Linked DNA regions of Mus musculus: all the other regions are linked to region 1. A link is a loop called in an ENCODE intact Hi-C map of the cell type or tissue named here. Cell type or tissue: heart. All regions are shown on one strand. Links, peaks and the distances in the headings refer to the core of each region. The heading gives the core; the rest is flanking DNA. Region 1 has its middle 150 kb from the start of Gm46323. Region 2 has its middle 84 kb from the start of Ttc32. Region 3 has its middle 63 kb from the start of Ttc32.

Evidence for each region. Hi-C counts contacts between places; a loop is a spot of excess contacts. Peaks named below come from ENCODE experiments on the same cell type or tissue, not always from the same donor. Only the 100,000 strongest peaks of a DNase experiment are listed, where the experiment ranks them.
Region 2: it touches region 1 in a loop (2.7-fold over the local background); 2 of 42 quality-filtered maps call a loop at or near these places.
Region 3: a loop joins it to region 1, with 2.1 times the contacts of the local background. A loop is called at or near these places in 2 of 42 quality-filtered maps.

The regions. Positions count from the first base shown.
Region 1 is chr12:9,220,367-9,230,640 of GRCm38, forward strand. No RefSeq gene overlaps it. Among named protein-coding and RNA genes, the nearest start is that of Gm46323, 150 kb to the right of the region's middle. In heart, for the core only: no CTCF peak of the experiment used is centred there; DNase peaks (open chromatin) are centred at 4,815 and 8,275.
Region 2 is chr12:9,108,762-9,119,035 of GRCm38, forward strand. No RefSeq gene overlaps it. Among named protein-coding and RNA genes, the nearest start is that of Ttc32, 84 kb to the left of the region's middle. In heart, for the core only: no CTCF peak of the experiment used is centred there; DNase peaks (open chromatin) are centred at 5,080 and 5,530.
Region 3 is chr12:9,088,201-9,098,474 of GRCm38, forward strand. No RefSeq gene overlaps it. Among named protein-coding and RNA genes, the nearest start is that of Ttc32, 63 kb to the left of the region's middle. In heart, for the core only: no CTCF peak of the experiment used is centred there; a DNase peak (open chromatin) is centred at 3,921.

The DNA of each region.
Region 1 (10,274 bases), core at 1,215-9,214:
AAGGTCCTGAAAGTTATGCCTGGTGCCTAGACTTTTTCACTCTGCTTTTTGGCTACCATCCACAGAAGAGCCTCTTCTACACATGCTCCCACCATGCTTGGCCCAAGTACACAGAGACAAGCAACAATGACTGATGCTCTGAAGCCATGAACCAAGCTATGTCTTCCCTCTTTTAAATTATGTCAGATACTTGGTCAGTTTTGTGGCTAAAGTAATAGACCAAGACATGGAGCTTGAAGATGAAGCTTGGATGCAGAAGAGGTATACATGTAGATTTGCTCAGGAATTGGCAAAGCAAGATAAACTATTATCTCAGGAATCTGACCTTTACAGGCAGGTCAAGTTCAGGCAGCTGACTAGTGTTAATGGGGTGCTGCAGTTAAATCACTGGGAGGAGTCTACTCTTGCTGTCTTGGCCTCCCTACCAGAAAGTATGTTTGGACAGCTTCCCATATTCATTCATAAATGCTGCCCTTCAACATCAAGGGGTGCTGGACAATAGTGAAAAACTTAAAATAGCCCAATAATGCTGAAGCCTTTAATGTTTTCCTCAAAAGCCAAATGAGCTTGCCTTCTGAAGGAACTCCATATTCTCCCTCAGTACATACACTCTGGAGCTGGAAGGACTGTCTTTTGCTTTTGCTTCCTTTCCCCTAGATGGGCATTGTCAAGATTCAACACTGTGGGTTAAAATCCCCAACCAGCCTGGGAAACAAACACAACTGCATGGTGGAATTCTGGAATGAAATCTGACTATGGCGCTGTCTCTTGCTGGAGTGGCCCTCCGGGTTTCACTTTCCTTCAATGGCTAGGTCAGGTTTAAGTCTTCCCAGAACTACCTCTGAGTAGCTGAATCTCCTTTGTCTGTACCCCACTATATCATTAGGACCCCTGGATCTCATTCAAGAAGCATCCTAGTGAATGTCACAGTGATGATAGGATATTGAACCAAGATTTGCCATTGTTTTTAGAGCAGCTTGGCTCTCAGCAAGAGACCTGGAGGTTCAGAGTGGGCTTGGACCATGGAATCTCTCCTCCTTGTAGTTTGTCTTTATAGTCTCTTACACGGTCCTAGAACATAAGAGCTTCTCAAGCCTCCTATGCAGCAACCCTTTAATATAGTTTCTCATGTGTGGTGACCCTCAGCCATAAAACCATTTTTGCTGCTAATCCATAACCGTAATTTTGCTACTTTTATGAGTCGTAATGCAAATATCTGAAATGCTGAATATGTATCCCCTGTAAAAGGTCTGTTGAGGCCTAATGGGATTGTGATCCACAGGCTAAGTGCTGCTGCTCTAGGTATTATCCCTGGAATCTTCCTTCTAGAAGATTCTTAGAGGTACATGCATAGTTTATGGAGGTAGTACTCTTTAGAAAAACCAAGCCAGGACCCACATCTTCACCACTTCCATCCAATTTGACAAGGGTGGGAGAGAATACTACAGAGAATTTGCTTTGTGTTTGTACAGGTTGTTCATGGATGCCGAACCTGGACCCTTCAGTGTTTTATGATCAAAAAGGCATGAGAGAAAGGTCAGCCACTGCTGCTACATGCCTGATTCATCTGTTCCTTTTTACAGTGGCTTGCAGTACACATCTAGGTCCTTGGATGTTTCTGTTCTGATGTTCTGTGGCTCACATTTGGAGTGGCCAGTGGAAAGATAAATACTGGCTGTGGTGGTGGGTTGGGACTTCCATTGCAAATAATACAGAGTGAATGATTTAGAGTAGTTGTGTATCCTGTGATTTGGAGAGGCTGTATGTCCAAGATCAGGGTTCACTCCAGGGCTTTTCTCCTTGGCTTGAGGATGGCTGTCATCTCATTGATGGCCCACCAAGTTACATTTAAAATATCTTATACTGTTGATTCTTACCTTACTGTGCGATTTCAGTGTATGCATGTTTGGAAGGGATACAGGTTCTGCTTATAATTTAGGAAAAAACAAGTAAGCTATCATTTAGTAGTGGAAGAAATACTTTGAAGAAACACACACAAACGCATGTGTGTGTGCTCGCACACACATATTTACTTATTTTGTGATTTTAATAGCAAGAAAACATTTTTAGCTGTGGCCCATGTTAACCCTTGTCAGGAGTCCCTTCGTTAGTAAAGCCAACCCAAGATGTCTGAGGCACTCCGATGCTCAGGAAATCTTTTTATGCCGATCTTTTTCCGTGTCTTTCATGCTTACATGTACATGCATGCATGCATGCATGCATGCATGCACACATACTGCTTTGAGCTGATCCCTTGGGTGACCAAGTGTGATTATGGCTTCTTTCTCTATGGCCTAAATGGGGTCACACAAGCTCAAAGACTCAGTCATAAACCAGCACATTTCCACAAGACTGGAACCAGTTTCTGATGGAAGCTGAACCAAGGCTCTGCTGCCTCTTAGGATCCATCTTGGCTCTGAAGTCCAGGGAATAATACATTTGTTTTCAGCCAATGGTGTTCGGGCCCCTCATTTCCATACCTAGTTCAAATTGGCCATCTGAGAACAATGAAATGCCAGACTAAAGTTGTCCCCACCCCATTCACTTACCTCCTTCTCTACTTGAGTCTTTGGGACAGTAATAATGCCCAAGTACACAAGAATGACATACGAATTTTATGTTTTACTGAGGGACACAGTCCTTGTCATGGAGTGGGCTACAATACACAGGCCCACTAGAGGTATGTGTGCACAGCCCTTAGAAGGCATCTGGCAGCTGGAACTCTTCACCATGGCAGTCGTAGCTGCAGGGCAGGGTGCCTCTAGCTGGCCAGAGGGTGGGCACAGGGCTCCTTGTATGAAGCCTGTGTTGCCAGGAAGAGCATTTAATATGGCCAAATATTTGTGTAGTTGGAATTAAAATCGAGTACAAGGGACTAAAGTCCCAAAATATCATATGACAGTTATTAGTTCTTTTGTTATTTTTTGGTGTCTGTTCATTTCTTTAATACCACAGTAACTGTTTCAGGATTAATTAATTATAAATATTTTTATGTTTTATTTATATGAGAAGTACACATTTAGTAAAGAGCTAATTAAATCTCTGCATATTAAAATGTCAAAGCTGGGAGGTCTCCTAAAGATTATCTAGTCCTATTTCCTCTACCATCTGTATGAGAAATTGTCCAGAGAAGAGAGATGATTAACTTGGAATCACCCAGTAAAGTTGCTGATGGGACTCAAGTCACCTAAACCTGCCTACAGTGGAGAGGCAAGCACTCTGCACTTTAGACTGTCTCTTGGGTGAGCCATGGTGGCTGATTCAGGAGTCTAGCCAGACACTATGGGCTATTAGGGTAAATACATTTATGCTGGTTTTGATACATCCATTATCATTATGACACATTTATTTCACGTTGTTATGCATGCTCTGTCCTCTGTTATTACACATGGCTGTGCTTAAGGTTTACCTCCACTTTATAGGTACCACAGGGTGGACTGGTTATCCCTGGAAATGGTCACTGCTGTTAAGTGGGAGCTCAGGCACCTGCTTCTTCTCTTTCACACTATCCTACTGTGGAAGACTTTCTCCAAGCTTTGATACATCAAGAAGGACCTCACCAGATGTAGCTCCTTGACCTTGGATTTCCAGCTTTCAGATTCATGAAGCTTTCTGCCTTTTGCCCTGAGTTGGCACATTGAGAAGGCTCTTGGTAGATGAAAGCCTTGTGATCTTGGACTTCCTAGCTTCAAGAATTGTAATAATAAACCTTTACAAATTTCCCAGCCAATGTGTGAAGCAGTTTAAAATAGATGAAGATGCCCACAGTCTACCCTTGAGACGTGTAAGGCCAACTTCATGCAGGGGCTAGTTTCCTTTCAACTCTTCTCTCTGTAGCATACTTTGGTTTTCTCTTTTCTACTAGTGGCTATACTCTTGGTGCTCCTACAACTGAAGTTCTAAGCCTACTTCTTCACTGATACTGTGTTTAGTAGGGACATCAGATTTCCAGAGCAAAAGGATGCTTCTTTAGAGCTTTAATGCCTTAACTATCTACCCTGTGATATCTCATACTTTGGTTCAGGAGACCCTGTGTTGCTATTTCTACCATTCCAATTTCAATCCTTTCAAATTTTAGTCCTATGTTCTTCATTCACTGGAAGGCAAAGTGTGAATCTAGTGTCTCTCTCTTTCTTATCCTCTCTTGTTTTTGTGACCAACTTTGAGTGGCAACTTGGATCTTGACCATTAAGTCACTTCAGCTCTTCTTTGTGGTTCAGAGCCTTTCTTACGGCAGAGAGCTCAGTTGTCTCTGTAGCCTAATGAATTATCGTGTCTGCTCTTATCATGATGCTTGTCAGCCCCATGGTCCAGAGATAGCCGGTAACTTTGACATCATCTAGTGAGTCATCAAAACATCTCCCAATAGCTTAGTCCTCTGGGGATGTTTCGGGGATGTTTTCCTTGTGTCATGGAGAGAACATTTGAGTGCAATAGAGAAGGGAGAAAACAGAAAACAGGAGTGTTGAAAGATGGCAGCCAGCATGGGTGTTTGCTGTCTGAGGGTGGCCACTTGTCACTGTTGGTTTGGGTCAACCATCTCTGGGCTCTGCCAAGCAAAAATCTTGGATGGCATAAATAGAGCAATTTAACTCTAACCTGAAGTCTCAGGGGTTGGGGAGTCATGGGAGGAATTGTGGATCCAAGGAGCTCCTGGCATGCCTGGGGCATGGTAACATGCTCCTTCTTCCTGAGAAGGGCTGATTCAGTTGTGCGGAGCAGCTGGGGAGCTTTGCCTCAGATGCCTCCCGAGGCTCTAATGCTCTGGCTGTCAGGCCTTGGCTGCCTTTTGTCTGATTGGCCCTGGGAAGTCCTGGCTGAATAGCCTGTGGGCCCCACTATGCAGGAGGTGAGAACTTCTCGTCCTGAGCCTGGCTTGCCCCTGCCTCACCAGTGCCAGCTTTTGATTAGGAGGTCCCAGGAGCTTGGATCTGTAGGCTGATGTTGCTGGGTTGGATTCAATTCGTCACGCTTGTCAGGCCTGAAGGAGGCAGAGGCAGACACCATGGTGAGGCAAGGTGGCTCCTGCTGGAGCACAAAGGGAAGAAGTAGCTGCTCTGTGCTGCTGATCTTCTGTGCTGGGCTCTGGACTTTACAGCCTGGTAGAATGCAAGACCCAAGAGTAGAGGAAATGGACTGTACACAAAAGGCCGGCATTCGTGAGAATAGTTTACTTCTCTCCAGCCTCTGTTCATCAACTTCCCCTTACTTATTCTGTCTTTGTCAAAGATGCTCTCTTCCCTTGGCTATTCCTTGCAGGTACACCCTACCTCAAGGCCTTTGCTTGGGCTATTCTTTCATCTTTAACACTGCATCCTCTCTCTGTGTCTCCTCAGCTCATTCCTTTTCTTTCTTTTGTTTATATTAAATTTATAAATTTTTCTTCTCTCATATCTTACATCCATATCAGTTTCCTCTCCTTTCTTTCCCTCATCTACTACTCCTCTCCTCCAGAATCACTTAAGAAAAGAGCAGACCTACCAGGGATATCAACCAAACATGACATCTCGAGTTACAATAAGATTAGGCACATACTGCATATTAAGGCTAGGCAATGCAACCCAGTATGAAGGAAGGATCCCAAAAACAGACAAAAGAGCCAGGGATATCCCCTATTCCCACTTTTAGGGGTTTTACAAGAACAGCAGCTACACAACTATACACATATGCAGAGGGCCTAGGTCAGACACATTCACTCTGTGTTTACTGCTTCAGTCTCTGTGAACCCATATGTGCCCTGGTTAATTTGATTCTGTGGGCTGTGTTCTTATGGTGTTTCTGACCCCTCTGGCTCCTCCAGTCCATCTTCACTCTCTTCCATGGGATTCCCAGAGTTTTTACTTATGTTTGGCTGTGGGTCTTTGCATCTGTTTCCATTAGTTGCTGGACAGAGCCTCTCTAATGATGATTATGCTGGCCTCTGGGCTCTAATTACAGCAGAATATCATTAGGAATCATCTCATTGACTTTTTTCCCACTTGTGTTTGGTTCTATATTAGTTCTCTGGGCTGTCCAGCCCCTGGTTCCTGGCCATCCAGACAGTGTCAGACATGGTCTCCCTCTCAGGGTGTGAGTCTCAAGTTGGATCAGTCATTGGGTGGCTACTCCCACAAGTTCTACACCACCATTACACATCTTATGGGCAAGGCAAATTGTAGGTCAAAGGCTATGTGGCTGGGTTGGTGTCCCAGTCCCTCCACTGGAAGCCTTGTATGGTTACAGATGATGGCTGGCTCAGGTTTAGTATTTCCCATCACTAGGAGTCTTCACTAGGGTCACCTTCATAGATTCCTGGGAGTTTCCATTGTACTAAGTTTCTACCCTATCCCGGAGAAACGCCTCTCAATTTCAGTTATCTCTCCCATTACCCTCTCCTTCCATACCCCCCACCATCTGATCCCTCTTTTTTTTATACCTTCCTGCTCCTATTTTACCCACAAAATCTATTCTATTTCCTCTTCCCAGGGAGATCCATGCACCCCCACTTTGAGCCCTCCTTGTTACTTAGCCTCTCTGTGGATTGTAGCATGATTATCCTTTATAGCTGCTACCTGCTGGTAAGTGAGTACATATCATATTTGTCTTTCTGGATCTGGGTTGCCTCACTTAAGATGCTACCCTGAATGTACCCAATTTTATTGGATCCCTTGCTTGGTACCTCTCAGCATCCCCCTTCTCAATGAGATCTGCTGTAGCCATCTGGTTTAATTCCTATGTCCCCTACAGCACCCTGATTTTCCTTATTCTAACAACCATATAGTGCTTATTACCCTGTAGCATCCTAAGGAATGATTTCTATTGGCATCAGTATCTAAAATAATGTATTTTAGTATCTGGTATCTACAATAATATGTTATAGTTACTTTCTGATGCTGTTCTCCTTCCACTAGGACACACACTCTCTAAGCATTAGGGTCTCTTTGTTGCATTAACTTTTAGAAACTTGTCTTATACATAATAAGTGCTTGAATAACAAATGGACAGAAGGGAGCGCTTTCTGTGATACACATGGAACATAGATCCATACCATTGGCTGGTTGGTTGGTATCCCTAATGATGATAATCACCATGCTTAGCATCTGGTCCTGTTATGAGCTGAACTACAAGTATCATGTTAGTATTGGTGGCCAATAAAACTGAAACATGTAGTGGCTTTGGTGTCATGACAACATGTTGGAAGATGGCACAGCCATTGTCAACCCCGATTGTGCTGCAGCCTTACAGCTTTTTTAAGTGTACATGCAAGTGAATGGCATATTCAATGACTGGAAATATGTAAAATACCATCCTTCTTCTGGGTCATGCTTCACAAGGGAGGTGCTTTGGGTTCAAACTATAGATGGCACAAATCCTATGAGATGGTATGTAATATAACATACTTCCATTTTGGCTCTTTTTAGTGATGGCTACTCATAGACTTACTCAGCACTTTTTCCTGCAACATTTTTGACCTTTGACCTCATTACCCTGTTTAGATCTTCCTGTCTCAGATCTTGATATCTGAAGCTTTGGGTTCTGTACTGGTCTAAAATGTATGTAATCTGCCCCAAGTCGTGGACGCAGACTCAGCATTGTTAAGTGCTTCCAAACACTCCTGCTTATCTTGCAGAAGCCCTAGAGGCCAAGGTTGATCTCATTTTGATAATCAAGAAGGGCTTTGCAGTAATTAAAGGATGGTTTCCTGTTGACATATTGATACTAGCAGCTTCCAAGTAAGGGGAGCTGACCAGCAGCACCCCGGGGGAGTAGGGAGTGTGGCCAGGGCAGCATCTGTGATGGCCTGCACTTAGTGTGTAACTCTCCTCTGAGAGTATCCAAAGCTTCTCTTGGAAGCGTGTGTACACTTTTCACTGTTGTGGGGAACCTGGGGCAGAGGTAATGGGGGTGTGGTTGATCTTGCATAGAGATACTGGGCGAGCTGTGGTTATTTTCCAGTTGTTTCCAGAATTTGAAAGAACAGACCCAGGAGGAAGAAGAAAGGCCTTCCTTTCACATGAGAGTGTCCTAGGACAAGATGGGCCCATGCTCTTCATGGTAGCCTTTCTTCTTTTTGAAGTCTGGCGAGGTCTCATGGGAAGCCAGAGCTCAGCTGAAAACCAAGCACTCGGAGAAAAATGGAACTGTGGGAAAATACTTTTAGATGCAAGTGATAAGTACACAGTATCTTAAGCAAAGAAGGAGGCTGATTATTAGATTCAAGAGCTAGGGAAGAGGCCTTGCTAAAATGACATCATCAGGCCTCTGTTCACTCAAGCCCTTGGCTTGGTTCCCTACTTGTTTCTGGCTTTGTTCTGTGGACTACTCTGTCCTAGGGCTGAGGAAATGGTTGCTGACAGCCTTGGACCCATGTGCCTCTCACTTGACACAAAGCCTGAGTACAAAGAGACTTCTGTGTCCCAGCCTATGCAGAGAAGACATAACACTGGTGCTCTGTCGGCCATTTGCCAACACCAGCCTCATCTCCATGTCTAGTAGGTGGACCAGGCAGAGCACGTTGGTGACACTCCTGCAGATAGAGCTCTGTGGTCATCTGATCAAGAGCATATGCAACATTCCACCTCCTGCCCCCTCTCTGGGAATTCATCTTTTATTCTATTTATCTCTTTTCAAGGCTGAGAGTCACCGGCTTTGGGTTAGAATGAAAATGTGAAATTTTACAAGAAGAATGCAACTATATTTTTTAACATTTCCAGAACTATTGCACTTGTTGAAAAGAAGCAGCTAAGAAGTTGCTATAATTCTGTTGCTGCAATGCATATCTTGTCCCCCCACCCTTTTTTTTTCAGACAGGTCTGTGTATAACCATCATCTGGTACCCATTTCACCATGAGAAACTGAGTGTGTAGTGGTCGGTAGTACCTTGTATTCTCAGGTCTTTATATCAGAGCTTCATCGAACCATATATGTGAGGTCTCCCTTGGCATATGGACCAGATTAGAAGAAAATATCTTGATGTCAAGCTATGACAAAAATGGAGTAACCCCTCAGGATCTGGGGAAGAGAATGGACATTTTTACAGGTTGATGAGATATGATTGCATGTTACATGACAGGTTCTGTTTTGAATAGGTGTAATAGTAGTATCTTTAGTTCATGTCTTTGTTTTGTAATGTGCTGCTTAGGTTTTAATTGTCAACTTGCCACAACTTAGAGTCTCTTGGGAAGAGAGACTTGGTGAAGAATTATCTAGATCATTTTGGGCAGTGGGCATGTCTGTAAAGGACTGTCTTGATGTTAATTAAGACAGGAAGGCCTAGCCCATTGTGAGTGGTGTCATTACCCAGGAAAGATGCCCTGAATAGTATAAGAAAGTAAAAGCACATGCACTAACAATTAGAAAAGAAAAAGAAAAAAAGAGGCCCTGAATTTGAAGGAGAACAGGGAGGGGTATCTGGGAGAGTTTGGAGGAAAAGAAAGTAAGAAATGTTATATTGTATTAATAATCTCAAAAATAAAATAAAAATACTAAAAATAATTCTAGAAACAAGTGAAGCTACATATTTGATTGAAAAGTCCTTTTGATCCATCTGCAAGATGGACAGTTTCCTGGAAAAAGAAAAGTCACCTTGCCCCATTGCTTAGGACTGCCTTCCCTCTCATACGCTGTACTTACTCTGATAATTGTCTGGTTGCTGGTTCCTTTTAGAATGTGGTCTCTCTGAAGGAAAGGACTGTCTTGGGTTAATCTAATTTCTGTTTTTGTCAGTCTCAAATCTGTCATCCAGTTGGAACTTTGCATAGGCAGGAAAGAATTTCTCCTTCCCTCGTGAGGCTGCATTCCATGCATGTTTGCTGCTTGCAAAGAGAGCGTGTGGAGACCTGATCATCTGTGAATATGTCCTTTTAGCTCAATCCACCACACTAAAGGTTCTGGAGCCAAAGAAAGATCCAGTGTGAGCCATGTGTTCTTGGAGCCACCTCCAGAGCTGTGGGTAGATCGGGTCTCTGGTGGAGAGAGACTCTCCAGAGCTGTGGGTAGATCGGGTCTCTGGTGGAGAGAGACTCTCCAGAGCTGTGGGTAGATCGGGTCTCTGGTGAGAGAGACTCTCCAGAGCTGTGGGTAGATCGGGTCTCTGGTGGAGAGAGACTCTCCAGAGCTGTGGGTAGATCGGGTCTCTGCTGGAGAGAGACTCTCCAGAGCTGTGGGTAGATCGGGTCTCTGTGGAGAGAGACTCTCCAGAGCTGTGGGTAGATCGGGTCTCTGCTGGAGAGAGACTCTCTGGAGGAGCTTCAGGGCCAGCCTGTAGCTGGGGGGGGGGGGGTGTTCCAGTGTCA
Region 2 (10,274 bases), core at 958-8,957, 110 kb before region 1:
TCTGGTCTCATATTTACTATTCCACCATCACTTTATCAGGTGCAAAATCCAAAAGTTATCAAGTGTGGCAAAAGCCAGACTCCTCACCTTCATGATCTGAACACTTAGTGTGGGTCAGGGTGACATCTATATGACCTCTCTGGCTTTGTGGGAATAGCACATCACACAGCTTGGCAGCTAAAAGCTCACACCCTCCCAGGTGCTGTCTGTCTTAGGTCAATCTGTCCTCCCTAAGTGCCCCCCCCCCCTTTGTCAGGAAGCTCCTGTTAATATGTTCCATTCCTTGTATCAAGCAACTGTCTTGCAAATAGTGTTGTTGGTAATTCATGGGATGGGCTGTTATTTTTGGACCTGCAGTCTACAGAGACAGGCTTAAAATTGAATACGTTTTTTCCCTTCTCTTTTTAAGTTTTCTCATATTATTGCAGAAATTACAGAAAAATATTTGGCTCGTCTGGACTGACAATATATATGGCTGGTTCCCTGTCATTGTGTTAATCCTAGAAAAATAAACTTTTTGGCATCTTTCAGATTTTCCCTGGGTGGGAGGGGACATGGACTCCCCTGTGCACTGAGACCTGTGAATGCTTTTTTTCTGCCCAGCACTGTGCTTAGGAGGAGACAGCCCCGAGTCACTGGATTGGGTCAGCAGTAAACGTTGCTGTGTCCTGGTAAGAGCAGAATGCTGGGGTTGTGTCAGAAGCAGTACACATCCGTTCAAGCCGAGGACACCAGGGCACTGAAGACTAGAATAAAGAGCTGACACTGGAGGACCCCAGGGAGAGATGAGAATGTGGCTATTAATTAAATTGATCAATTTGAGCAGGAAGAAAGGAGGCAGGCTTGTCATAACAGCAAAGATATAAAGAGTGCTGAAGTAATGGAGGTGTTCAACAGCTGCAGAGAGCTCTATAGGAGATGCTGGAGGCTTAAGCTGGTCTTACATGCTCTTTTACATCAGAGCTATGGGATAAGGAGGGCTATGACTGTGTCCCATATGGGGGAAAATGGAAGCCCAGGAAGGAGAAGTGGCCTGACCACAGGGGGATTTGGAGGTCTAGCAGAGAAAGAGGCGAGGCCACATGGATTTGTCCTTCCTCTTCACACCCTTTCCGATTGGTCTACACTGCTGGTCATTCATCTTCCACAGGTGCCCATTTCCCCAGAATTGAGCAGCAGCAGACATCTGTGTCCTGATGACCTTGACTCTCCCAGCAGACATAACTCTTTTAGCATCTGCTCTCAGACAACAGGTGCCCTTCCACGGCCAAAGCCTGGACCATCTCCAGTCACCCCTGGACTTGGTGGGAGCTTGGCCCTTTGAAGTTTACAGCTCAGAGTTTTCCCAGCACAGCCCGGAAACATAACTCTCATTTCCTGGCTCAGGGCTCTGTCTCTTTGAAGGCAAAATTGCTGCTTTCCTCCTTGCGAATCATCCGAACCGAAGCTACATTTCAGTTTATTGACTTGGCTTAACCATAAAACCACAGGTAGGGAAAACGCAACTGGAGCAGCCCGGGTTCTTTCCTTTGGGAAAGTGGCAGAGGAAAATTGGCTTTTTCGTGGCTGTCCTTCTACCATGAAGGTATCGCCAGGTTTGAAAACTGACCCAGACTTTCCTTGGAACCATTTGTGGTCGACAGAAGTGCAAGAGTTTTTTTTTTTCTATTGGTTGAAATGTTCCTTGGAATTTACAGTCTCTGTTGTTCCCCAGAGTGCTGTTCTCTCACAGGATTCCCACATGTGACCTGCACGTTGTCCAGGGGAGTGAAACCAAGAAGAGGCAAGGACGGGCACACTGGATTGCTCTCCCACTATTTGTGGGCTGCTTGTAGGTCAGCACAGGATGTTCTCAAGGCCCAGGACTTTAAAGCTTGGCCTCAGCTTAGTTAGACACTTTCCAATTTCTTTCTTTTTTTCCTTTTTTTCCCCCCATGGAATGGGCAGAAACTATCAAGTTAGAAAGAAGCACCAAGAACATCTATATGCTTTAAGTCTAACTGTTATTTATCTGTAAATTCCTTCCTTCCTTTCTGCCTTTCTTCTGTAAATCATCCATCCATCCATCCATCCATCCATCCATCCATCCATCCATCCATCCATCTGTCCTCCTTTATCTCCATTTCTAGAAGCTCTTTCTGCATAGACTCTAGCATGAATATACACTAATTTACAGAGTGTATGTACTCAACAGTTACTTAAACAACTTCGAAATATATGACACTCACTTTCTTTTCAACTTTTTTTCTAAAGTGTCAGTGTGAACCCAGAAGTGAGCCGGTCATGTTTTGTTTTGCCATTATGAATTCTATTTTGTTTTTATAGTACAATTGATCATTTATAACTCAGCACATGCATTTTTGCATTTCTTTTTAATTCTAAGAATGTCTGTAGGCCATGGTGACCTTCTCAGTCTTAATGTCTATTAGCACCCATCCAAGCTCCTGTCATGACATCCCATCTATGGCACCCAGGGTACCTCAACCTCTCTTCTGCCTCTATACCTCCACATGTGTGGTACCCAGTGTCTGAGATGCTCTCATCTGTCCTGTTCATGAACTGAGATCCTTCCTTCCTTACAGTGTCACTGTGGATGCTTAGTCCTCCAGGAAGTATTCTTGGGAGTTCCAGAAAATTCTATAGTCACCCCCATGTTTTTGTAGCTCTTGCTTCACTGCTGTTTGCTTTCTGAGTTCTCTTTGAGTGTGTGTGTGTGGGGTGGGCCTTGGCCATATTCCTCAATCCCATCAAGGATAAGTTTGTATAAACTAAAAGCAAATAAGTTCTGTTGCTGACAGAGAAGAGAATGACTTTCAGTGAAAAGTTTTCATGTAAGCCCAATACGTGCTCTCTGCAATACATTGCTTTGGGTCATGAGTTGACCTGGAGAGGCTACTGAATGCTCATGTGTGCACCTATGGGCTCTGGGAATGCCTTTCTCATTAGTGTTTCTAATCTGCTGCCAGGGAATTGAAGGCTAGAAGGAGCATGGGTACTTCTAAGTTATATGTAACTGTTTTTATTTAGTCTTTAAAATCTTCCTCTCCCGCTGTGTACATGTATATGTATGTATGTATGTATGTATGTATGTATGTATGTTTGCTACATGGAGATGTGGGTGTATGTGTGGGTGGGGTCACATACACACCTGTAAAAGCATATGGAGGTCAGGGATAATCTTGTGTGTTGTTCATCAAGGGCTCTCACCTATCCAGTTGACAGGAGTTGTAAACTTTTTAAAAAGAGAAAACCTTTCACTAGGACCTGGGCTTGCTGATTACTTTGTGCCGACTGACCAGTGACACACCCTTGTAGACATTCTCAGCACTGGAGATGACAAGCGGGCATCACCATGTTTGACTTTTGTGTAGGTGCTGGGAACCAAACTCATGCTTATGTGGAGAGCACTGAATCGAATGAACCATCTCCCCACCCAGTATCTACTAATCTGAATAAATAGTGCACTAAGTGAGGGATTTAAAAAGGCTTTGGTGATAAAAGGCAAGGACATGTCCTAGACGAAGCCTTCACTTACCATACTTCTCTATACCCAATACACATTGTCTTATTTAACCCTAAAGGAATTTAGGGAATTTGCAAGATACAGTGGCAACAATCCAAGAGAATATAACAAAGAGAGTCTTCTTCAAGCCCAAGAAGGTCCAGAGCTGTGAATAAAAGCAGCACCATGAGCCACAGTGAGTCAGGGACGGATGCTGAGCAATAGCTGCAGCTGTGTCTGTCCTGTGTCTGTGATGCTTGGGAGACTCTGCCTGGGGAGAGCAGGGTCTATTGGTAAAGCTCCCAGCTAGCAGCTACATCCTGTTTATATGTCTAGTCCTAGTACCTTCTATTGGCCAAAACAAGGCAAAGGACAATTGGACCTATTTGTACAGCCCCAGGTCAGCCTACAGGCATAGCGCACGAATGGAGCCATCACAGTATACAACAATATGAGCCCTCTGCATCTGGTCTGCCTCAGGATGACTCCCTTGCAGGTCACCATTAGCATGTAGGCAGATGAACAGACTCAAACCTGAGAGCCACCAATTGTGTCAAGCAGGGGCCTTTGAGAGCTGGTTTGCTCTGTTCCCAGATGAGTTTCCCTAGAGGATCTAGAATTGGAGTCTTGCACAGACTGCTAGAGGCTGGTTATTTCTAGGATGCCATGTCAGACCTGGTCAGATAGGCAAAGTCTGCGGAAACTTCTCTTCATGGCTTACCTTCCCTCGGAGATCCAGCCAGGGGCTTTATCCTTGGGCCTGGAAAGTGGAAGGTAAGGTAGAAGTGGAGGCTTGCTCAGAGACATGGAGACTAGGGAACGCTGAGCAGCCAAATGCTGGCATAATCAGGAACCCACTGTAGTATGTGAGTTGTGGGAAGGCAGACAGCTCTCAGTTTGCTGCTACTGGGACTGAAAGTACCGCAGCTGGGTGACTTAGTCACTGTATAGATGCTTTGATGCTAGATGAAGCTGAGCTTGGATCTCAGCTCCCAAATTGAACTGTAGGCAAGTTGCTTAACCTCTTGGACCCCCAGTTTCTATAGTGCTAAATTCGGAAATAATTCTGATACAAGGAGATAGTGTAAGAATTAGAGAAACCCATGTGGATTATTTACCTCTGCCTGCCAATTGGATCTATATTAATTATGAAATAATCATTTGAGCAGATCTGGTCGCTCAACCTGTGCTCACTTTGTTCCGTGTTTTCTAAAACAACTTTGCCTTTAGTGCTTTCCCAGTGGGTACCCTGAGAAGAGACCAAGGCTGCATATGAGTTAAAGCTGGGCTCAGGCCCCCAAATAGCTTGTTTTTAACTTTCCCACATGGCACACTTCTTAGAAAAAAGTTGTGGAACATTTGATGATCAGTTTACAACCCCAAGAACAAGAAAAAGCTCTTCTGTCAGCTAAAAAAAAAAAAAAAAAAAAATAGATGGATGTTGTTTCTGGGAGGAGGGATGTTGTATAGTGGTCCAGGAGGAGATGGTGAGTCAGAAGTGCTGAGACCTGGGCCAGGCTGTCCCCTCAGCCCACCTCCTGTGAGTCAGCACTGACCACGAGGCCTGGTGGGCAGCAGGCCCAGCAAGCTGCCGAGCCACATGGCACGTTGCTCAGCGGACGGCAGCTGTGCTCTTCTGTCACCCTGTCTTGGGACATGAGAGAGTGTGTTGTAAAGCCACAATTGTCAGGGTTGATATGGCCCCTTCTGTCCATTTTCTAGACCAAATCTTCTGCGTCACTGTCTAATTCTAACCATGCCCCACAGTCACCACAATAAAGGGAACCCCTTTATTTTATAATCTTTGTGGGACATGTTAGGGGTGGTATTTGGTCTGGCAGAGCTGGGGGGTGAAGTAAATGTTCTCTTTTAAGGACTTTGCATGGGTCTGGACCTGAAAGGCAGCCTTTCCTTTTAGTTACCCAGAGTAATGAATCTAGAGTGCAGAGAATCAGGATTCACAAAACAGTATGCCTAAGAGACAAGAGGAAGCAAGCCCTGTGATTGCTCAATATCTGGGCAGTCTTGATGAAAGGATGTCTTTCCCAAAATACACTGCAAGGACATAGGGCAGGGAGACCAGCCAGACTCCATCTCTTCATGGCCATGTGTCTTAGATATTGAGACAGACCTTTTTGATCCAGCAAAATAAGGAAGGCAGTCACCTCGTAGGGTTGTAGGTGGTGCTAAACTGAGTAAGAGAGATTATGTGAAAGCACATTGTGATACCAGGCAAAAAATAATAAATGCAGGATATCACATAGTTAGATAGGAGAGTGAGCCATTTACCTGAGGTCACATGCTGTTACTGCCAGAGTCAGGAGCCAAGTGCGAGACTCTCTTTCCATTGTTCCCTGTTGTCTTAGTCATTTGTGAGAGAATTATTTGCCAAAAGCACTTTAATTAGCAAGCACTTTACTCAGGTTGCATGCCTATGTTTTATTTTTGTCTATGTGTGTGCATGCATGTGTTTAGGTGCATACATATACTATGTATGTATTTAATGTATGTATGTATGTATGTATGTATGTATGTATGTACTTATGTATGGAAGCCAGAGGTCAATCGCAAGATGTTTTCCTCTGAAACTGTACCCCTTTTCCTGAGACAGGAGATGTCCCCAGGATCAGGAATTCAATGATTAGCTAGCTTGGCTGGCCAGGAAACCCCAGAGAAGGGATTACAAATGTGCACCATCACACCTGGATTTCTATGTAAGTGATGAGGTTCAAACTCAGGACCCCAAGCTGTGTGTCAGGTCCTTTACCTGTCTTGGGGCAAGGGCACTGTGGCTGTTGGAGAAGCAGGGTCCAGTAGACCTCTGCAGATGGGACATGCTGTGGCCCTGACTGCCACATAGTAAGTTTAGAGACTATCCTATAAAACTCTCAGCTTGGGGTGGTAGCCCTCTGGCCAGGCTGGAACATTTACTTAGCATCAAATGGAAGCATGAGTAGGCTTCTAAGGGCTGCTGGGTACTTACTTCCCCAGAATATGTGTGTCTAAATGTGCAGGGGATTTCCAGAGGACACTCTGCTTGAGGTCCCTGTTATCTCCAGAGCTGAGCAAGGACATTTGTGTTGACGAACAAGTATCTCAAGCAAGAGACTTGAGAAAGGGATACAGTAGGAAAAGCGGAGAGCCTCCCAGCCTTCTCTAGATCTGAATAAGCTAGGATACCTCCTTCCCATCAGAGGGATGTGTGCCACGGCTCTATTGATCGCTGTACCTATAGGTATAGACTTTTAGTAGCCCTACATCTTGTCTTGCCTTTCTAAGAGCTCCTCAGATGGACCAGGGTAGCTCCCTGTATTATGCTTTTCTCTACCTTAGGGCTACAGGGGTTTCCCCTGGCATGTCTGCTGCCCTCCTTTCTCATGACTTATCTCCCATGATTTCCAATGCACACTGCTCCAATACAGCACCACTGGCTCACCTGTGATTCTTTCCATTACAGCTTTCTGTGTGATGTTGGTTTTTATTGAAGTGTAGGAATGGTCTTTGTCTTGTTGGTTGGGGATGCTCATGAGTCAGGAAAGTAGTTCAGTCAATGGCTTCCTGCCTGCTTATAAATGGTATCTGGTATGGAATTGAGCTCCTGTAAATGTCTGGGCCATTTAAGATCACAGCTCCCAGGTAATCAGAGCAGGGAATGTTGGATTAGGATCCTTTCCTTGGATCCTCAGAGAAAGGGGGCTGAATAATGTGGTTTTGGTCCAGAACCATTCCTATTTCGAATAGTACACCTTTGGTTTGTCATGAGAACGAGGCTTCATGTGATGAATGGTCTTCAGTGTAAGCTCAACTGGGCTGGGAATTACCCATGGGACATACCTCTGGGCGTGCCTGTGAGGGCATTTACAAAGAGGTTTAGCTGAGGAGAGGTGAGCTTCCATGAATGTAGGCAGCACAGGTCCATGGGCTGTTAGACTGGACCATCTAAAAAGGGGAAAACAGAGGGAGTCAGATGAACTTTGGTTTCTGCTTCCTGACTGTGGCTGTAATGTAACCAGCTAAGTCATGTTCTAAAAACCAGACTGCCATGGTTTCTATATTTTTCTGCCATGATGATATACTTAGAACTGTGAGCCAACATGAACCTTTCCTGCCTCATGCTTTTGCCAGGCATAAGGCAGACATGCTTTTACATATATAACCGATATTTTATTATAAAACATATCACTAATATGGAGATTCACTGACTTAGAGGCCAGAGAGGAAAGAGGTCAGTCTGCAACATCTGTGGAAAATTAGATACCTTTGGGGGCTAGAACAAGTTCAAATGGTGTAGCTCCCCAATTTCTTCAGCCTTTCCATTCTCATGAATTCCTTCCTGACAAGTATGTAAGTGGGTAAATGTACAAGTGAACTGACACATAGGTGGGCTTTCAGGGAGACATTTTTGGGAACCAAACCCAGATATATCAAGGCAGACTGAGTCACCTAGCTGCAGTAGATGGAGAGACTATAGTCCATTTTTCTCATTGTCTCATGGATTTACTGAGGTTTTGTATCTAACTATATTAGTCACTGTTATATTGGTGTGAAGAGACACCATGACCATGGAAACTCTTATAAAAGAAAGCATTTTATTGGGACTGTCTTACAGTTTCAGAGGTTTAATCCATTGTTATCATGGCAAGAAGCATTGTGGCATACAGGCAGACATGGTGCTGGAGAAGTGGCTGAGAATTCGACATCTAGATCCATAAGCAACAGGAAGAGAGAGACTCTAGGCTTAGAATGGAGTTTTTGAAACCCAAAGCCCATTCCTAGTGACATCTTTCCTCCAATAAGGCCACACCTCCTAAGCCTTCCCAAACAGTTCCATTCCCCGGTGACCAAGCATTCTAATCTATGAGCCTATGGGAGCCATTCTCATTCAAACTTCCACAATAAGCCAGCAGGATACAGAATTGCCTTGATCATAACAGGCTTTTGTTTTGGTTTTTTGGTTTTTTTTTCCCCCTTTGGCAGCATCACTATCACCGGCATGAGGAAGACAGGTTGGAACAGTGTGAGATAGGATGCATCCTGAATTACCCTTTGCATTCTAGGTGTTAATGGCTAGCCTCCAATGGGTGTGGAGTTTTGTCAAGTTTGTCTGCACCATCATCAGGAGAGATGCTATCTGTTCTCCTGTGAAGCCACGGCCTTGTTTCCAACGGCAGGAGCATGACCAAGACCAATGCCATCACTGTCTAGCCTCTTGGCTTTACAGGTTTCTCCATAGCATCTTTCCCTGCCTGGATCCAAAGCTTCATGAAATGGAATGCCCTTCTAGTTCTCAGGAGAAGTTGGTGATTCCAGAGCTAGAGCTTAGTAAGGAAATCCTGAAGCAAAGGCAGGTCTACTTTATTCAAGATGGTCTCTAAGACCTCAAATCCATTTTTTTTTTCCCATCAAACTTATCCTGCCCTGGATTTTGTCTGGAAGACATGCATTGAGCCAGGCTCACTATGTGTCCAAGCAGGGGCTTTATGGTATGAAAAGAGGGCTGTGCTCCCGTAGTTCATTTGGACTCATGGATCAGACTTAAGGCGAACAGAAGTGTCTATGGAAATTTACCTTTGGTAAACAGAGCCAGGAGTTTGAGGCTCCTGGTCACATTACATCCAATCAGGAAGCAGACAAGAAGTGATACTGTCCTTAGGTAGGGTGGGTCTTTGCACCTTAATTAACCCAACTTAGAAATTCTCCACTCACATCTGAGGTGACTCTAGATTCTGTCAAGTTGACAATATTAACTATGACAGATGGATTTCCAGCCTCAGCAGGATGACTGAGACTCGTGTTTCCGTTGCCTATCTCCCAGCCATCAGCTATGCCATACACATAATCAGAGCCCATGGAGCATTGTGCACAGGTGGGTTAGATATCCTGCTTTTATCTGTGGCATTCTGGCCATTTCGATCCACTTTGATACAAGGCTGGTGTTAGAGCCGAGTGAACAAATGAGGTAGTGTCTTGACTGTTTATAGTCTCTGTACAGGCTCTGGTAGGATGACTATACCAGCAACACATGAGGCTGTCTTCTATTTGTGTTTTGTACCTGCCAGGAGTTCATGTCTTTATGGGTTATCAGAATAGCTAAGAAACCCTTGAGATGGTACTGTTTTTCATGAATGAATTAATCAGTGAGCTCATCTGATGAGTACCTATTAATACCAACCACACCATTGCCGTTTGTTGTTTCAGGGTAGAGTAGATGGATCCCTGTTCACATGGAGCCTGTACCCCGATGGAAGTAAGGATGCTGCATGGATCCAATACATGTCTGCTGGCTGATTTATCTCTGTGTAATGTGTTAATTTAGAAAATATTTAAAGCTCCATTGTCCTCATAACCTTTGAAGTACCAGGTAATTGCTCCAGTTTAGAGAGAGCACTTATCCCAAACCCTAAATCATGAAACCCCTTCAGGGAAGCACTCTTCTTATGCAGAAATGCCAGCCCCTCCCTTAACATCTGTGATTCATCCTGCTTGTTTCATGTGAAGCAGGGATTCCCGTGGAAGATTGCAAGATGGTTAGATTTGGCACCAATTGATGTACATGTTAGGGCTAAAACCTCAATACCGCAAGGCCACAGCAGGGAAAACCATTAGCATATTCATGATCTCCTCTTCTTCTATTTATAGGTCTATTGTCAAAGCTAATGATCTTTCAGCTTTCTTGAAGCCTTCTAGCTTGTTGTGGGTTCCTGCTGTAAAAGAATGTGTGAAATCTAAACATATCCTTGTGATTTTTAATATTAATATCTTTAGAAATGAC
Region 3 (10,274 bases), core at 663-8,662, 130 kb before region 1:
ATTGCTATCTGTGTGTTTTTGATTTAGCGTCTTAGTGTTGCTCTGAGGACAGCAATGTGCACCATTAGCTTGCTATTTCTACCTTAGGATAATTCTCACCCAGCTTTCCAGATAGAATTTAAGTAGCATCTCTCCTTCAGGAGCAGTGGGCAGGAAGCTATTTCTCTTTTTTAAAAAATTAAATTAATTTTTTTTTTACTTATTCACTTTATATTCCACTAACTGGCCCCTCCTCCTCCCCCCCCTCCCGCTATCCTTCCTGCATCCCCCCTTTTCTTCTCCTCCTCTGAGTGGGTAGGGCTTCCCCTGGGTACCCCTCCCCACCTTGGCAGGAAGTTATCTCTTAATGGTACCATAAAATGTGACTGGACCCTGGTACTGGGTTATGGGTGGGAAAATCCATTTGCTACACCAAACAGTTATTCTTTGATAAGAGCACTAGCCTGTGAAGTGGACAGATACTGTTGAGCTGTGTTTTTTGCTAGATGTACACTAAACATACAGGAAATATAGGCAAAAACTCCTACAATGTAGGGTATAGGAATAAGTGTGGCTACTTGTGTAAGGGCAGTGCTTTATACTCTATAGATACATTTAAAGAATGCTTGTTTAGTACAAAAGTAAGTATGATTTAGATCATTAAGAAAGTCATTGATGAATGTGAACATTGGAAAAAGTCTTCATTAATCCCACAATCATGTAAAGCAGGGGAGTAAGTTTGTGGAATAAGCATTAGTATCTTAAATATCTGTGGTCACTTAGCCAGACTCAGACAGACAAACAACAAATGCTTTCTCTCATGTGTGCAGTCTGGAGTCTACACATGGATATATAAATATGTTATTTCTCATATGCAGAATCTAGATTCAAATATACACACACAGGCAGGCAAGTGCACATATAAATGCATGTGAGCACTCACATACACATACGCACACAGGCGACTTCACATACACATCATGCGAGCACACACACACACACACACACACACACACAGACTTGTCAAATGCAAAAGGGCTTTCTGGAGGAAGAAAGAGGATCAGCAGGGCTGGGAAGAGCAGGCAAGGAGGATGTGGGAAGATAAAAGCAGAAAACAGTGGCACCCCCGACGAAGGTGCCATAAAGAAACCCACCATTTTGTAGGCTTTCTAAAAATTAAATCAAAAAGTTAATACATGTTCTAAAAATCAGTGGTTATTTTAAGTCCACTTCTGAAGATAATTAAGAATAGTTGTACAAGGTCGATTTGCACATTGCTTGATCACCCGCCAACATCAAACAACTCTTCTACTGTATTAATTTTGTGCATTTCCTATTCCAAATTTTCCTAGGCACAGATGGGTAAGGGAAGAGATAACACTGAGTGTGTTGACTTCTTCAGTATAAAAATAACTTTTCAAATACTTAACACTAGGCCCGAGTTCACTTAGCATCATAGGCACTTCAAATTGACTACCTTCTAAGGTAATTTGAATACTGGTCTGATTTTTCCTCCTGCTTAATCAAGGCAATTACAGGAATGAATTGGGAAGCTCATTCCGCCACAGGGGAAACTGCTATGACAAATGCAGTTGTAACTGGCTAAGAAGCTGAATGGTGAGAAATACCCCTTTTCTTGATAATAAAAATACAAATTTTGGTAGAACACAGTGTTATAGCACGAATAATTTTCCTTCTAAATTAAGATGTTTATAAACTAGTAATGTACTTGGAGTTGGTTGGTTGTATGCATAATTAATAACTGTTACCAAACAAGCTGAGTTTTTAAAAATATCAATTGAATTGGAAGCTGTAGTAAAAAATTAAGTAATTTTATATACCCGGAGACTAAACTATAAAATTTTGTGTCAAAAGTAATTTTGGTAACAAAATAATACTTCACCGTGGCTCTGCACACTTTCTTCTTCTGTTGCTGTAACTGGTTAGATTTTTTTAGCAGTCTTCAGACTTTGAGAAATGGCTCTGTGAATCAAATGTCCTAAAACTTTTTGACCTTTTGTGTAAACAAATCCTCCAACTTTTGGATCCCTTTGTGCAAAAGCACCTGGAAATATTTAATCAGAACTAAGCGAACAGCTCGACCTGAGACGCTGGATTTTTGGGTCTTTTAGGGAATGGTAGCTATGCAGAACGAAGCCTGGGAGCAGGAAGGCTGAGGTTTGTCTTAGAAAGAATGAGAGAATCTGGGGAAGTTAACTAAGAGCTTACATGCTCTGTGATGACTAAAGGCTCAGTCACTCGGGTCTTCTTTTCTGCATCATGCTGATTGGCAGGAAGGGGTTTACAGTGCACTCATAAGACCACATCTTCTTGGTTGTGGTAACATGAAGTGGAATAGGCTTGTGATTCTGGGCAGCTGAAACTGGTGAACCATTCGAAAGCTCATTAACGGAGATAATGTTTTTTGTTTTTTGGTTTTTTTTTGACATATTTTTGTCAAGGGGGGGAAATCACTTTGAAGCGAAAGGAAAGTATCGTTGAGAATATCTGAAGTGAAATATTCACTCATTTCAATATGAAAGTTAATTAAAATGGACAGTGTTCTTAAGTCGACTGAAGTTTCTCTAAGTTTACCAGCTATCTCAGCACCAGGAGGTAGAATATTTTCCTAACTTAAAAAACTGTGGTCTGCAAAGAATTGATTGAATGAGTGAATGGTTTCAAATTTATTAATAACATGTGATCCTGAACAGAATTGCCGTCTGTTTTATGGAAAAATCTAGAGTGATAAGATGAGGTTGAAAAGCCTACATTCCTCAGAAAAATTCAATGATGCAGAGAATGTGCTAGCTACTTTTATGTCAACTTGACACAAGCCCAAGACATCTGAAAGGAGGGAGCCTCAATTGAGAAAATGCCTCCATAAGATCCAGCTGTATGGCGTTTTCTTAATAAGTGATCAGTTGTAGTTGGGGCAACCCCTGGACTGCTGTTCTTAGGTTCTGTAAGAAAACAGGTTGAGCAAGCCATATCGAGCAAGCCAATAAGCAGCACCCCTCCATGGCCTCTGCATCAGCTCCTGCCCCCATGTTCTTGCTCTGTTTGAGTTTCTGTCCTGACTTCCTGACTTGGTGATGATGATCAGTGATGAGTGTGGAAGCGTATCTTTCAGTCAGTTCTCTAAAGGCACAAGTATCATCATAAGGAATCTTTAGAAAAGAAATCTCAAAATTATTTTTAATTTATTTTGTGGTGTGTAGTGTACATACTTATTTAGTGTAGGCATGTGCACTGTGCATGTGTGTGTTTGTTTGTAGTGAGTATTTATGGTAATGGATATCTTTCTTTGATTGCTTTTCATGTTTATCTTTTGAGACAGGTCTCTGTGAACCTGAAACTTACTGAGTCAGCTCACTGGCTGGGCAGTGAACTTCAGGGATTTTGCAGCCTGTCTCACCTACCTCCTCACAGGTGCTGGGGTTATAGGTACATTCCGTTATGTTGGCCTTTTGTATGGGTACGAGGGAGCCAAATTCAGATCGTCACGATTTTCCACCACACACTTTATCAACTGAGCCATCTCCTCCATTCTTTTATAAAGACTTTGAATAAAGCCAACAAGTAAAGAATACAAGTTGATTGGATGAACTTTCTAGAAAGGCCTTAGACCAGAATCAGAGCTGGCTTCTACTCTCTCAAAGCTTCTTCTCCAACAGCAGGGTAAAAATAAGTGAACAGATGCCTATAGTACAAAAAAAAAAAAAATCAGCATGAAAAGACCTGTCCACATGGACATGGTTTGTCCTAGAGTCCGAGAAAGGGTGGTGGTCATCGTGAGTGAAAACTGAGTCATTTCCCCGGAGAGCAGTGATTGGCCCTGGTGGCCTGTGACTTGGCTGATGTTGAAGACATCAGAGTCCTTGGCATCACTCTCTCTGCACAGCTTCATATCTAAGGGCCATCTGAAGGGCCTGAGGGAAGAACAAGCTGTGGAGAATAAGCCACCATGTCAGCTAAAGCAGCTGTCCCCGTGGCGGCCATGGGGCTCCGAGTGATCTCAGGGTGAGGGATTTCAGCCAGGGCTGGAAGAAGGCAATGAACCAATGACCCAATGGCTGGAACACTTTCAAGAGTCTATTTTTGTTTCAGATAAAACCAGAAACAATGATGCACTTGGGGAGCCAACCTCCTAGAGATTGATGGTGAAGTATGTGAGCCTATGAGCTCACCAATATATTTTCCTGCAAGGCAAAGCCTATGCCATGTAGAGCAGGCAAGGGAAATCTAGTTCAGGGTCATATGAGGTCAGGTCTCCATCCTCAATGGCCTACCAGCATCTCCATCTCTTCCTGTGTGTGATCCATCTTCTTTTGAGTCTCACCAAGGACTCAGCTGATGTCTGGTCTTATGCTGGGCAAAAAGAGAAGACAGAAGATAGAGGTTGTGGACTCAGGACTGAAGAGAACCCCTGAGTAGAACATAACCAAGTTAAGTATGATCCTTTTCAGAAGTGATTTGACTTGAGTCCCGAGACTTCCTTCATTGTAGACCCACAAGTCAAACAAAAAGGTTTATTCTTCAGTCAAAAGGAAGCATAGTTTTAGTGGCACTAGGGATTGAACCCAAGGCTTCCTGCATGCTGGGTAAGTGCTCTGCCATTGAGCTGTACCACAAATCTTATTTTTACCTTTTATCTTGAGGTAGAGGCTAAGTTAATAAGGCTAGCTTTGAACTCACTCTGCAGCACCGGACATCCTTGAGCTTGAGATCTTTCTGTCTCAGCTTACTGGGCAGTTGGGATTGATTATAGGCCTGCTCTCTGAATTCAGAGGACTCTTTTTTGGCCAATCTCAAAGCTATCATTTGAGAAATCTGTGTACCTAACTAGGGGGCTGGCATTGAGCTGTGGGGAGTATGGGCGGGGTTGGGGGTGGGTGAGTGAGAGGAGACATCTTACCAGTCTGAAGGATCTTAGATCTCATGCCAAGGTAAGAGATAGAGTACTGATCTCAGAGGTAAATGCCAGGCAATTTAATGCTCAGAACACAGATCAGACTCATAGACCAATGAGAGGCAGTGTATGCTCTTCCATCCTTTTTGTTTGTTTGTTTTTTGTTTTTGTTTTTTGTTTTTTTATTTTTCTTTTTATTGGGTATTTATTTCATTTACATTTCCAATGCTATCCCAAAAGTCCCCCATACGCTCCCCCACCCACTCCCCTACCCACCCACTCCCACTTCTTGGCCTTGGCATTCCCGTTCCCCTGTACTGAGGCATATAAAGTTTGCACGACCAATGGGTCTATCTTTCCACTGATGGCCAACTAGGCCATCTTCTGATTCATATGCAGCTAGAGTCAAGAGCTCCGGGGGTGGGGGTGGTGGTGGTGGTGGTGGTGGTGGTACTGGTTAGTTCATATTGTTGTTCCACTTATAGGATTGCAGATCCCTTCAGCTCCTTGGGTACTTTCTCTAGTTTCTCCATTGGGGGCCCTGTGGTCCATCCAATAGCTGACTGTGAGCATCCACTTCTGTGTTTGCTAGGCCCCCGCAGAGTCTCACAAGAGACAGCTATATCTAGGTCCTTTCAGCAAAATCTTGCTAGTGTATGCAACAGTGTCAGCGTTTGGAGGCTGATTATGGCATGGATCCCCAACCTCTAACCAGAGACAACTAAATCAACTAATTCCAGAGATTACCAGATGGCTAAAGGTAAATGTAAGAATCTTACTAACAGAAACCAAGACCACTCACCATCATTAGAACCTAGCACTCCCACCTCGCTCAGTCCAGGGCACCCCAACACACCCGGATTTTAAAAAGCTAGACCTGGATTTAAACGCTCTTCCATCCTTAAGGAGTCCAGTAATCTGGGTGGCAAGGGGATTGTTCTTCACCTTTAGGCATTTATAAGCCAGTCTCACTTTTCTTCTCTCCCTCCTGGAACTGTGGCTTCTTGGTCCTGTACCCAATGTCTATTAATAAACATGTCCCTGAAGATTTCTGAGTTGTAAATGAGGATGTCTTGACTTTGCTAGGGACACCTGGCTCCTTGGTTGCAGGTCTATCCTCATCCTGAGAAGATACTGTCTGTCCCCTATGGCTTCAGATGATAGAATATTACACTTTGTGTTCATGATCAGCATCCTGAATCTGCTAAAAAATGTGAAAATAAGCATTTTTTTCCTCACAGTATATCCTACTGGTACCACTCATAGAGTCTTGGGAGTCATGTCCGTTGGAAGACATGATTGCCTTGTAGTGAATGTAGTAGAGCATGGGCCATTTCAAGCCAGAAGTCTGATTTGGGAGTCAGATGTCAATGATTGAGAATACCTGGGCATAGACATTGTTTGCTTATTATGTGAATTCCCGAACTACCTGTGAGCAGAGAACATTCTGGAATGTTGGACTCATTTAGACATACCCTGGGACTTATGATGGTGTGAGGTTCTCTTTTAGGAAATTAGTGGCTATGTGGTTGTCACAGAATCTTTTCCTCAGAAACATGGCATCTGCAGTGAAAGAAGAGTGAAAAAATGTGCACATGAAAAACTATGGGGGATCCCAGCACCAGAATGAGTCACTTGTGGGTTCCATGGAGAAAAATGAACATGAAAGCTAAAGTCAGATAAAGTGGTGATGCACAGCACCACTTAAAGATCTCAGAATGCCATGGCCTAAGATTCTAATACTCAAAGTATCTGAGATGTTTTCGCCAACTCACTGTGGTTTCTCAATTTTCTAAAGCACACAATGCTATCCTTTTAACTATGTAATGTTAAAACAGCTTCATGTTATTGGCCAAATAACTGACTGTTTTGCTATTTTTCCAGTAGATAAAAGCGTAATAGAAAGTGTTGGAGGAGGTTTATTCATTCTTTGGTCCAAGGAGTCCATAGGTAGAAGGGAATTGTCTTAGGATTTCCATTGTTGTGAAGAGACACTATGACCAAGGCAACTCTTATAAAGGACATTTAACTGGGGCTGGCTTATTGGTTCAGAGATTCAGTCCATATCATCAAGGTGGGAAGCATGGCAGTGTCCAGGCTGACATGGCACTGGAGGAGCTGAGAGTTCCACATCTTGATTGGAAGGCTGCCAGAAGACTGACATCCTCAGGCAGCTAGGAGGAAACTCTCTCAAAGCCCACACCCACAGTGACACACTTCCTCCAACAAGGCCACACCTCCTAATAATGCCACTCCCTTGGCCAAGCATATTCATATCACCACAGGAATCTATAGTGACCTCTGAATATTTTCTGTTTTGTCATCCTTCAGGACCCTGTAAGAGTGAATTTTTTAAATCTCATCTCTTCTCACAATTATAGGATATGAAATTTTGTAGGAAATTACTTCCTAGCTGCTTGCTGTTTTCTGTTTTCCATCTAGCTTTTGACTCAGCATTTGACCATACAAGGACTACCAAAGAACAAATCACTGAAGAATGGCTAGCTATCTATGCAGATTATGATTAGGACAGGCTGTGATGGATTTCTCGACAATAGAAAATAGAATATAGTTTTGTTTGTGTACATGTGTGTGGGTTTTTGCAAGTGTCATACATGTATATATACCTAAGTACACATATTCTTGTGGAGGCCAGACATCAACCTTGGGATTCATCTGTAGGACTCTTAACCTTGGGTTTTGACAAAGACTCTCCCATAGTCTAGTCTGGATGCCCAGCAACCCCAGGGATTCACCTGTCTTGGCCTTCCAAGTGCTGAGATTACAAGCAAACATTACTGCACTCAGCTTTTTATGTAGGTATTGGGGATTGAACTCAGGTCCTCACACATGTACAGTCTCTGAGCCATTTCCCTAGTGCTAGAAAACTAGAATACTAACAGTGCGTGTCTTACAGAAGCAAACAGTATTTTGTTTTTGTTGTTATTTTCTTTCTTTCTTTTTTAAAAAAAAATCCCTTGATGTTGCATGAAAGTATACCTATAGAAGGCACAGGTTGACAATTTGGCCACGAATGAAGGTTGTCACAACAGTAGGACTCATAGTGAATACACAAAGGTTGAGCTTTGTAGGGTATGTGTGGCTGGCTGTTTCTCGGTGCACTGGAAAGGAAAACGTGGATTATTTCAGATACACATCATGGTCAGAGGGACCAGAGGAGCTTCTACAATCATCTCACAGCTTAATGTGTCAAACAGGATGCCTATGAAGCTTAAAGAACAGCATGGTGTTATAGCTATACCAGATCTCATGCGAAAGCAAGGACTTCACTAAAGAAAGGCCTGGGAACACAGAGTTGGAGTAGGAACATTTCTGTAGATTCAGCTGAATTAGTGTCTTGACCCAACTACAGAATCTCTCTGCCCTACTGTTTTTTGCTGTCATTGGTTTTTGTTTGTTCTTGGAAGTAGCCTTCTCCAACATATTTTGATAGAGCTCCCTTTGACATGATTAAAGACCTCCTAAGACTTAAATCTTGTTAGAATATCTTCTTACTACTCTTCATTGTCCATCATTGCCTCAAGAGCTTAACTAAGATCCCAGTATGCCCACAAAGGGTGACAGTGAAATAAGTCAAAGCAGTCACTGGACAGAATTAATCATGACACAGGTACTTGCTGGAGATTCTCCTCTGAAGCTGTTAGCTTAAGCAATTGACAGGTTCAGTAGCTTTTTCCTCCCCTTCTGTCTTAAACCTTGACTCAGTTGATGACCTGCACTCTACACAAATGAGAGCTTTACACAGAACTTCTTTGGCACCCTGTAGGTAAAGGAATCCAGAGGCCTGGAAAGATTTGGAGATTTAGAGACCCCAGTTCTCGCTGCACTCCCTCCACTACTCACAGAGGTAAAAATGGCTCTTCTGAGTCTGTCAGTGATGGGGGGTGGACCTAGGCCTTGAATTATAGTTTTCAAATCCATATGACCTTTTTACCCCATGTTATGACCCTATGGTCCTCTTGGGAGTTGTCTTACATTGTTAATTGGTAGGTAATATGTGTCTCATATAAGTTAACTCCTATGCTTTATTCTAGAGTTATCTGGAGAAGGCAATAAAGAGTATTAGCATCATGGAGAGGCTATTTATGTCCTGCAAGCATCAATTTACTAGAGGAAACCATGATCATACCATGGCATGGCTAGTGGCCTTTTTTTTTTTTATTAAATAAACCCATTCTTTAATTAATATACCACTAAAAGGGTAGACTTATTAGAATACAATAAAAATTGAACATTTGAGTTTTAAAATTATTTATGAGAGAATAGTCACAATACTATAGGTGTTACACTTAATAAAACACCAGCTTACTTTTGTTTATTATTATTTATTTATTTATTTGATATTTTCTTTATATACATTTCAAGTGCTATACCGAAAGTACCCTCCCTCTGCCCTGCTCCCCTACCCACCCACTCCTGCTTCTTGGCCCTGGCATTCCCCTGTACTGGGGCATATAAAGTTTGCAATACCAAGGGGCCTCTCTTCCCAGTGATGGCTGACTAGGCCATCTTCTGCTACATATGCAGCTAGAGACACGAGCTCTGGGGGTATTGGTTAGTTCATATTGTTGTTCCACCTATAAGGTTGCAGATCCCTTCAGCTCTTGCTTTCTCTAGCTTCTCCATTGGGGGCCCTGTGTTCCATCTTATAGATGACTGTGAGCATCCACTTCAGTATTTTCCAGGTGCTGGCATAGCCTCATACGAGACAGCTATAACAAGGTCCCTTCAGCAAAATCTTCCTGGCATATGCAATAGTGTCTGGGTTTGGTGGCTAATTATGGGATGGATCACTAGGTGGGGTAGTCTCTGGATAGTCCATCCTTTCGTCTTAGCTCCAAACTTTGTCTCTGTAACTCCTTTCATGGGTATTTTGTTCCCTATTCTAAGGAAGAATGAAGTATCCACCCATTGGTCTTCCCTCTTCTTGATTTTCTTGTGTTTTGCAAATTGAATCTTGGATGTTCTATGTTTCTGGGCTAATATCCACTTATCAGTGAGTGCATATCTAATGACTTCTTTTGTGATTGGGTTACCTCACTAAGGATGATATCCTCCACATACAACAATCAGTATGAGGGAGGTAAATGAGGACAGTATTTTCTTCAGTTTAGACATTGATGGGTCTTAGAGATGAGGGTCTGGTGATGCTGAAACCCGAGGAAGGCCTGCCTATGTTGGGTGTATAGAAAATGGAGGTTTAGAGAAAGCAGGGGTGCAGGTATCTTGGTCTTAAGGTGTGATCCATATTCCAGATGAGAGTTTGAGTGTAACTGAAAGGAGCTAGAGACAGTGACAGAGGGAGGGGAGGAGGGGGAGGAGAGAAAGTGGAAAGAAGGGTAGAAAGGAGCAGAAGGGGAGG